2 separate regions of the Homo sapiens genome follow, and region 1 is linked to region 2. The links are chromatin loops, found by intact Hi-C in ENCODE. Cell type or tissue: dorsolateral prefrontal cortex. All regions are shown on one strand.

Evidence for each region. Hi-C counts contacts between places; a loop is a spot of excess contacts. Peaks named below come from ENCODE experiments on the same cell type or tissue, not always from the same donor. Only the 100,000 strongest peaks of a DNase experiment are listed, where the experiment ranks them.
Region 1: it touches region 2 in a loop (9-fold over the local background); 4 of 110 quality-filtered maps call a loop at or near these places.

The regions. Positions count from the first base shown.
Region 1 is chr12:62,849,375-62,854,374 of GRCh38, forward strand. The region is part of intron 1 of PPM1H (protein phosphatase, Mg2+/Mn2+ dependent 1H); the gene reads right to left. LOC105369795 (a long non-coding RNA gene) reads left to right here. Exons shown (of 3, transcript XR_945016.3): 2 at 1,367-1,519. It also overlaps the pseudogene RNU1-83P. Among named protein-coding and RNA genes, the nearest start is that of PPM1H, 83 kb to the right of the region's middle. In dorsolateral prefrontal cortex, a CTCF peak has its summit at 3,038; no DNase peak of the experiment used is centred here; H3K27ac peaks cover 2,050 bases.
Region 2 is chr12:62,981,204-62,986,203 of GRCh38, forward strand. No RefSeq gene overlaps it. Among named protein-coding and RNA genes, the nearest start is that of PPM1H, 49 kb to the left of the region's middle. In dorsolateral prefrontal cortex, a CTCF peak has its summit at 2,652 (motif pointing left); a DNase peak (open chromatin) is centred at 2,659.

The DNA.
Region 1 (5,000 bases), 130 kb before region 2:
ATTATCTGTCCCATTCTATAAAAACTGAATCCAGAAAGCTGATTGACCTGGGGTCAGATAGCCATTGGGTGGTAATATCAGACTGATATCCCACCTGATTCCAAAGCCTATTCACCCACTACCCTATGCAGCAGAGAAAGGAAGCTGAGCAGCTCTCAGATCTAGAAGGAAAACCAAGGGTCCACTAGTATCATACAAGCCAAGTGTGAGGTTTTAAGAGGGAAAGGTGCCAGGTGCTAAGAAAAGTTCAAGTGCCCACTAGATATGGCAAAGAGGTTATCAGTGGCCACTGGTAAGGACTATAAAATTCAAAGTACTAAAATACTCTCCCCTCCCAGAGGAAGAAAAGTTTTAAGATGATAAAATGCACTAAGTCTGAGATGGAATGCATTCGTTTCCAGGGAAGTATTTCACTTGTCTGCTTCCTTTTTATGAATAAGTTAAAAACTTGAAAGAGCATCCATGCCTCTACACAAATTTTAGCTCTAATCCAAAGGTGACACTGTTAAACAACTGCTCTAAAATGCTGTCACAACTTTCTAGAAATTATAAATAGCAATTTACAGAGTAATTAAATAACAATTTTTTACTTTTTTATTTTTTTGAGACAGGGTCTCAGTCTGCCACCCAGGCTGGAGTGCAGTGGTGTGTGATCATGGCTCACTGCAGCCTAAACCTCCCAGGCTCAAGCAATCCTCCTCCCTCAGCCTCCAAGCAGCTGGAACTACTGACGTGAGCCACCATGCCTGGCTAATTTTTTTTCTATACTTTTTGTAGATACAGGGTTTCACCATGTTGTTCAGGCTGGTCTCAAACTCCTGGGCTCAAGCAATCAACCTGCCTTGGCCTCCCAAAGTGCTGGGACTACAGGTGTGAGCCACTGTGCCTGGGCAACAATTTTTTTAAGTTAGCTTCAAATTCCATGGACATTTCAAAACTTAATATATATGTTTTTGTAGTTAAAGATTTACTGATAATTTAGTTTTAAACTTTCAAATTATTTTTTAAAAATAATTTTGACTCCTGAAAATTAAATAAAAATTTTTGAAAGCACACCCAATAATTAAAAACTTAACTGCATAGCAAATTGGTAATCTAACAATACAAATTAGTAATCAAAAAATGCAAGTGACTTTTAAACAACTATAGGACAAAAATCTAAAGAGGAAAACTGTAAAAAGCAAAAAAATCCCAAAATGTCCTTGGCAGTTTTACTGTTAGAAATATTGGTATTGACATGTTGAAACTATGTATATATGGATATATAAAGATATATTTTAAAATATATATTATATAAAATATATATTCTAGTAACATATAGGTAAAATATATATATATTTATATTTTTTTCTTTTTTCTTTTTTAGGGGAAAGCATGAATGCAGTCCCCCACTACCACAAATCATGCAGTCGAGTTTCGCACTTTTGGGGAAATCACAGGGGTCAGCACACCCAGAGTGCAATGGATAAACCTCGCCCTGGGAAAACCACCTTCGTGATCATGTTATCTCCCCTGCCAGGTAAGAATGGGATATAGAATAAATGTTATTTATTAACAGCCATAATTGTTAATGTAAGGCAATAAATATAAATTAAATTGAAGAAAAACCTTGTAATGTTAAATTTGAATTGGAGATATCAATATGAAGTCAACTGTTGAAATACATGTATTTTTTAATGCTGTCTACTCAAAGGGCCTGGAAACAAGGACATCCTAGGACTGTGAGCATTCTAAACACCCAGACTTTGGTTTCCAAATACTACTCCCCACTGAAAGAAACCAGCGTTTCTTGGCAAAATGGTGATTCCAGATACGAGACAGTAAAAGTGTAAGGTGAGGCAGAGGCAGCTTGTAGGGCCAGAAAGCATAAAAGCACTCAAAGATAATAGGGCATTTCAGAAGGACACAGGAGTATGTTTGAAGGGGCTATCACTGGTTAATTCTGAGTCAATTAACATCAAAAACAAACAAATATTAACACAGAGAAAAAAGAAATCCCTAAATCTACAGTGCTAGTTAAAAGGAAAAATAAAACTAAATTGCTAGGGCTGGGCGCAGTGGCTCACGCCTGTAATCCCAACACTTTCAGAGGCCAAGGTGGGTGGATCACCTGAGGTCAGGAGTTCAAGACAAGCCTGGCCAACATGGTGAAATCCTGTCTCTATCAAAAATACAAAAATTAGCCAGGCATGGTGGCAGGCACCTGTAATCCCAGCTACTTGGGAGGCTGAGGCAGGAGAATCACTTGAACCCGGGGGGTGAAGGTTGCCATGAGCCGAGATCGTGCCATTGCCCTCCAGCCTGGGCAACAAGTGTGAAACTCCATCTCAAACAAACAAACAAACAAACAAAAAACTAAATTGTTACAACTGAAGGTGACTATTATACTAGTTACTTATTCTGAAAATTGATAATTAAAGGAGAGAAATTAAACACTGACCTATCTTGCTGAGAAAAAAACTAGTTTTTTCCCAGTTAATAAAGTACTATGGACTGAATGTTTGTGTCTCTGCCAAAATTCATATGTTGAAATCCTAACCCCTAATAGGATGCTGTTAAGAGATGGGGCTTTTGGATGGCCGGGCGCGGTGGCTCACGCCTGTAATCCCAGCACTTTGGGAGGCTGAGGTGGGTGGATGAGGTCAGGGGTTCGAGACCAGCCTGACCAATATGGTGAAACCCTGTCTCTACTAAAAATACAAAAATTAGCTGGGCGTGGTGGCGGGCGCCTGTAATCCCAGCTATTCAGGAGGCTGAGGCAGGAGAATTGCTTGAACCTGGGAGGCAGAGGTTGCAGTGAGGCGAGATTGTGCCACCACACTCCAGCCTGGGTGACAGAGCGAGACTCTGTCTCAAAAAAAAAAAAAAAAAAAAAAAGAGATGGGGCTTTTGGGAGGTAATTGGGTCATGAAGGTGGAGCCCTGGTGAATGGGATTGGTGCCTTTATAAGAGAAACCCCTGGGAGCTCTCTGGCTTTCTTTCCTACATGTGAGGCTACAAGAAGGTGGCAGTCTATAACCAGGAAGAGGGCCCTCACTGGAACCTGACCATGCTGGCACCCTGATCTGACTTCCAGCCTCCGGAACTGTGAAAAGTAAATTTGTTGTTTATGTACCACTCAGTCTGCGATACTTTGTTACAGCAGCCCAGACTAAGAAATAATAAAGAAATGTTATTTTTTACAGAAAAATGCCATCATGTAGAGGAATTGATAATTGGAAAATAATCATTCTGCAATCTGCAATGACATAATTGGTTTGGGCAAAGATCATCCACAGATGCTAAATCTCTTAGATGAAAGATTATTGTCAAAAGAGTGGTTACGTGGTGCCACCTCACAGATTTCTTGCTAATTTCATGGAGATAAACATACCTTTACAAGGGAAAGATATGGTGGTGAAACCAAGTGATCAAACATGGGTCCTGTGAGTGGGATGACCCGGCACTGCATGAGTGGGATACATCTCCTGATGTGACGCAACTTGAAATGCACAGCATCAGCTAGAAAGTATTCTTCCCAATCTAACTAAGCCTTTAAGCATAAATCCCAGTGTACGGGAAACAAAGGAGATAGAGAATTGGGCTAAACATCACAAGGAAACAACTAGAAAAAACTAAAACATTATGATAGTCTGTAGAAAACTAGTTTGGTTTCTTCAAAAGGTCAACCTTATAATAAAAAGGCCATAAAAAGACATTTCTGGGATGGGGGCGGTGGAAATGCAAATATGGACCATATGTCATGAATCAATGAGAAGTTTCTCGGGGGCAATAATGGTTTGTGCTTCTGCAGGAGAAATGTGCTTGTTCTTAGGTGATTCAGACTGAAATATTTAAGGGTTAGATAATTTAAAAGGATTCAAAGGAAAAAATGTATTTAGGGAGATAAAGCAAACTAGCGAAATGTTAATAACATGAATCTAGGTGAAAGATATTCAGGTACACGTTAAATTATTCTTTCAACACTTCTACATGTTTGAAATGTTTAATAAAAGGTTGAGAGAAGAATCTACATCTTGCTTTAATCCTATGAGGAAATGAAAGTTTTTACAGATGCATAAAATAAAATGTGAAAACATATGTAAAATTCAAAATTATAGAAAAAGGAATAAAAGAAAATATCAAGAATGGGAGGAGTTTCAATGCACATATACTAACCACAGTTCAGATACTTATTAAAAATTAAGACTCAAATGTAGTTCTCGGTTTCCTGGCTGCCACGCAGAACTGTGGCCACTGTCGCAACTTTCCGTCATCCAAAGGCCAACACTGCTAGTTCTGTAGGGAAACTAGAGCTGGTTCAGAGGAAATGCTTCTTCCCATGGGTTTCCTATGGGAAAAACTCATTGATAAAGGGAACAACATCCTCATCATCACCCCCACAATATATGCAAGGGGAAGGGAGCCTACTCCTTTCTATTGTCTGTCTTGCTATAGAAGATAAGGAAGTTCTATTGTCTATCTCTCTACAGAAGGTAAGGGGGTAGTTCCAAAGTCAAGTGCACTGAAAGCCCTATTGGGAAGAGAGGTAGGTAGGGATGAAGAATAAAGACAAAATTCACAGAGTACTACAGAGATGGCCAAGCTGCACGTCATTCAAATTAACTTCCATACATGCCATCTGCTCCAAAAAAGTCTTCTGATAAAAAGCTGGGCAGCAGACCAAAAAACAAAACAAAGCAAAACAAAACAAAACATGAAAAAAACAACAAAAACCGTCATTTTCTGTTTGTTGCTCACATACGGAAACAAGATTGATTTCTGTATTGTTGAAAAGAGATCAGCTTTTTCTTTAAAGCTGAGCAGCACATTTACTGTTGAACTCTGACAAGTATAAACAGTGTAGAAATTACTTCTGGAAAAACTAGATCACTCAGGCAACTCTTAACCGCAATGGATGGCCACCCCACCTGCACATAGCCAGAGTTTTTCTTAAAAGTTACTCTGGTCTGCTGCAACTCAGGAATGATCTACAGTCTAGAAAATCTTAACATTTAATG
Region 2 (5,000 bases):
TAATAAGGAGATACCTAACTACAACACTGTAATAAATGACAACTTAGAAGTATTTGTAAGGTAAAATGTGGGCACAGAGACAGGAGTCCGATGAGACATGGTCTACAAGTTGTATATTCACTCATCTTCTGAAAGGTCCCCAACATCCACATAGAAGGGGCCTCCACTTTCTTTTCCAGGAAGATTCACCCAGAATGTTAACATGCTGTCCTTAGTCATCATGGCATTGACATAACTGCAGTGGCTAATCCATAGTTTCTGCTAATCAGACTAAAATATTTCGGCTTCCAACACTTTCTCTCTCTCAACCAGGAAATTTACAACTGAAAATGAATTCCATTCCTTACCATCTTGACTTCTTCTTTTCATCTTACTGTAACCCCATGTGTCTCAAACTCAAGATGCCTCAAAATCACCTGAAGGGCTCTTGTTCACCACAGTTGGCAGGGTCTTACCACCAAAGGTTCTGATTCATAGGTCTGGATGGCACCTGAGATCTTTCCATTTCTCGCAAGTTTCTGGGTGTATTAGGCCACTCTGATGTTGTATAAAGAAATACCTGAGGCTGGGTAATTTACAAAGAAAAGAGGTTTAATTGGCTCGTGGTTCTGCAGGGTGTATAGAAAGCATGGTGCCAGCATCTGTGTCTGGTGAGGGTCTCAGGAAGCTTATAGTCATGATGGAAGGCAGAGGAGGAGCAGGTGAGTCACAGGTGACAGTGGGAGCAAGAGAGAGCAGGGAGGTGACATGCAGTTTTAAACAACCAAATCTCGGGTGAACTTGCAGCCAGAACTCACTTATCACGAAGGGGATGGTGCTAAGCCATTCATGAGCGCTCTACCCCCATGACCCAAACACTTCACACTAAGTCCCACCCCAATACTGGGGATTACATTTCCACATGAGATTTTTAGGGGACAAATATCCAAACGGTATCACCAGATGATGCTGAGGCTCATGGACCAGAGTCCATACTTTGAGAACCACTGCTGTCAACAGATTGGTAATGCTTTTCCACAGTAGACCTGACTTTTCAACTTCAAATGTCCTCTAAATGTATCCGTTATTATAACTAGTTAAGGGAGAATCTGAGGAAGAAAACAATTCCTGAGCTTTTATTTTGCTTTCATTGCCCCAGTGGTTATAACCTGGTCTATTTAACCATTCCCTGTAGTCTTCTAGCAATGACCAGTTTGAGGAGAACGTGGTCTTTGAAATGAGTCTTGAAGGATAAATAGGAGTTCAGCAAAACAACAAGAGACACGGAAGGAGCGGGAAGAAGCTTGAGTGAAGAGCTTGGTTGGGTGAGCTGGAAGGGCATGGGCTTCCGAGGACAGCTATCAGTTCTCCATGAACCGAGAGCAGCGGGTAGGGTGAGTGGAGGAAATGCCCTGGATAGCTTTGTGCAAAGAACATAGGGCTGGATTTTAAAGAATTTTGAATGTCATATGACAGATAATTTTTTAAAATGGAAGTAACTTTTTAAAATAATATGTCATACTATTTTTTTTTTTTTGAGACCGAGTTTCGCTCTTGTTGCCTGGGCTGGGGTGCAATGGTGTGATCTCGGCTCACTGCAACCTCCGCCTCCTGGATTCAAGCAATTCTCCTGTCTCAGCCTCCCAAGTAGCTGGGATTATAGGCATGTGCCACCACGCCTGGCTAATTTTTTGTATTTAGTAGAAATGGGGTTTCACCATGTTAGTCAGGCTGGTCTTGAACTCCTGACCTCAGGTGATCCACCCACCTCAGCTTCCCAAAGTGCTGGGATTACAGGTAGGCGCCACCTTGCCTGGCCACGAAATTTTTTTTAAACACTAGAAAAAGGTAAAAGTAAAAGGGCCTGAAAAAGGGCATTCCCAGCCCTCACTTTTTTGGTGAATTAAAATCAAGTGAAAAATAAACGCAGGAGTCAGATAAAGTGACTTAGAAATATCAGCTTTATTACTGCTGAAACCTATATTAGAGTAAGGGGATTTTCTTGTTGGGCAGCCAGGTGGCCTTTCTAATGCTATACTCCAGGCTTAAACTCACCCTTTAGTCATGGCCCATGCTGGACAACTCCAGCTTCCCCTGTGGGGATGAGTTAGACCCCCTTTCTACTAGCATGGGACCAGGGTGAAGCAAGCCAGGCACTAAGGTGAGAATTTAAGGAGGGCTGAATAAGGGCAGGGCTGGCCTATAGCTGTTTGATTTGCACATTAGAGGCAAGAGGAAGGCACTGAACCAAGATTTCTAATTCTTTCTCCCAACCTCACTGTGACAAAGGGAAGAGGAGTGTGGATAGGAGAAGAGTCGTAGTGTTCACATGGCAGAAGTCCTCTCCCCAGAAACATTAGGATGAGAAAATGTTTCTGATAATAACTGCTCTTAATATTTTTGTGTATTTCCTATCCATACTTTATTAGGTATGTTTTTACATACATAGTATAGACACTGCTCTATAGTGCTTCTCTTTTGTTTACTTTATGGCATCCCTTAACCCACTTTAGTACATAATGACTGTCTTAGCTTGGATTGCTGTAACAAAGGACCATAGACTGAGTGACTTTATAATCAACAAGAATTTATTTCTGACAGTTCTGGAGGCTGGAAGTCCGAGATCAGGGTGCCAGCAAGGTTGGGTTCCGGTGAGGACTTTCTTTTGGGTGGCAGACTGCCACCTTCTGGTAACCTCACACGGTGGAAAGAAGGTGACAGAGCTTTCTGGGGTCCCTTTTTTTTTTTTTTTTTTTTGAGATGGAATCTCACTCTGTCACTCAGGCTGGAGTGTAGTGGCATGATCTCGACTCACTGCAACCTCCGCCTCCCAGGTTCAAGTGATTCTCCTGCCTCAGCCTCCCGAGTAGCTGGGATTACAGGCACGTGCCACCACGCCCACCTAATTTTTTGTATTTTTAGTAGAGCTGGGGTTTCACTGTGTTAGCTTGGATGGTCTTGATCTCCTGATTTCATGATCCACATGCCTCGGCCTTCCAAAGTGTTGGGATTACAGGTGTGAGCCACCGCGCCCAGCCCTGGGGTCCCTTTTATAATGGCAATAATCCCACTCATTAGGGCACCATCTTCATGACCTATTACCTCCCAAAGGCCTCACCTCCTATTGGCATCACATTGGGGGTTAGCATTTTAATATGCAAATTTTGGGGGGACATTCAGTTCATTCAGACCAACCTTTTTAATGGTTAGAGGGTAGTTTGTCATATGGTTTTATCATAATTTATTTAATTAAATCTATTGGTGGGTAATTGTTTCCATTGTTTAATCAATATCAGTAATAAGTGAAGAACAACCTTTTGGTTAGGAGTGTGAATTATGGAACCCTACTGCCTTGAATCAACCCCTGACTCTGCTACTTAGTAGCTTACCCTTTTGTGCCTTAGTTTTTTCAACTTTATGATGAAAATATTATTAGGTATCTCACAGGGCTGGTGTGAAGATTAAAAGAGTTAATAACATGTACAAAGTTTAGAAATGCCTGGCCCAGATCAAGCATTCAACCAATGTTAGCAGCACACAACAACAATTGAAATGAGTAGACCAAAGAGTGAGCAAATTTTTAAGGTCCTTGTTGTATATTATGAAAAACTCATGGAGAACAGTTTTATTTAATATGCATAGTAGGACACCACTTTTCAAACATTTTCACTGAAGTTTCCAGATGATGGGAAAGACTAAACATATGCTTCCAAAGAAGATGGAGAGACAGTGATCCTTAAGCCTGCCGCAAAATTTTTTTGAAGTCTCAACTTTTATAAAAATTAATGAGAATATGCATTCTGTTCCTTAGGAATTTGTGTCTATTTTGATTTTTAAAAATTTCAAGTGAATCACAAAGCAAATAAATTGCAAGCTGTTCTCTAAAATTTTCTATTAAAACTGACCCTCTAGAAAGATGTGCCACATTTAACGATGGTTCCAAGTCCCTCTTGGCCCACTACTGTGTACCCCAGTGTGTGGCAATGGAAACTGTGGTTTTTGAACCTTGGAGCAACTTAATCAAATAGATGTTTATAAATATTAATTTGTGTATAAGATGGACTTCAGAGTACAGACTTTACAAATGGGTTCCTCTCCTCCAGCTTTGTAGGGCTGGAAAGTCAATACATGTGCATGCATGCATATGTGTGTATTTGCTTAAATTGTCAGTTTAGTGATTCTATCTCATTTACTCCTCACTCCATATACTTGGTTCACCCATTCTTGCTTAATTTCTCATAGTTAAATCCTGAATTAAATAACTTTTAAAAAAATATGTGGTAATATACAAATTTGGGGTTTAGGGGATCCAATGAGCAGTTGTCATCAAGAGCCTGCTGGATTAGGTAAGCAGCCTCCTTACAGAATGGTAGTTAAGCTGTTTATTACACTTACACAACTCACAGTTGAATTCCACTAAGATTATGTCCAAAGTGAAGACATGTTTGTATACTGGAGTGTCCAAGAAAAGATGAAACATTCAGAAATTCAGGCTGATGGGAGCAAATAGAACAAAAGAGATAAAATGTCAGGGAAGAAAAGATAATATACTACAGGTAGAAGCCAGAGAGAAGATTTTGGCAAGACTCGCTTCAAAATGGATTACCCTAGTGCTGATTTCTTCAGTATCAAGTTAGCAGAGAGGGGTAGGATCAGTGGTTCAGGGATGTTTATGGTGATAACATGATCTAGATCTTTATTGGTATACTACATCCATTTATAATTTTTATTTAAGTTTACTCTATTTGAAATGGCAAAAAGCCACATTTGAGTTATTTCCTGCCTTTGTTTTGCTTTTTTTTTTTGCCACCTACCTTCAAATTATTGGTGCAGTAAAGATTCACAAATTTATATTTACAGTTCTCTTTTAAAATTTATGAGCAGACATTGCAGCTGTTGGCTTCTCTTTCAAGCCATCTAAACTAGGGCCTGATAAAAGGATTTCTTATATCCCTGTGAACTGATAAATTAATTCTTACCCACCAGTGAGTGCTCTAGAAGAACTAGTATATAATAGGTAC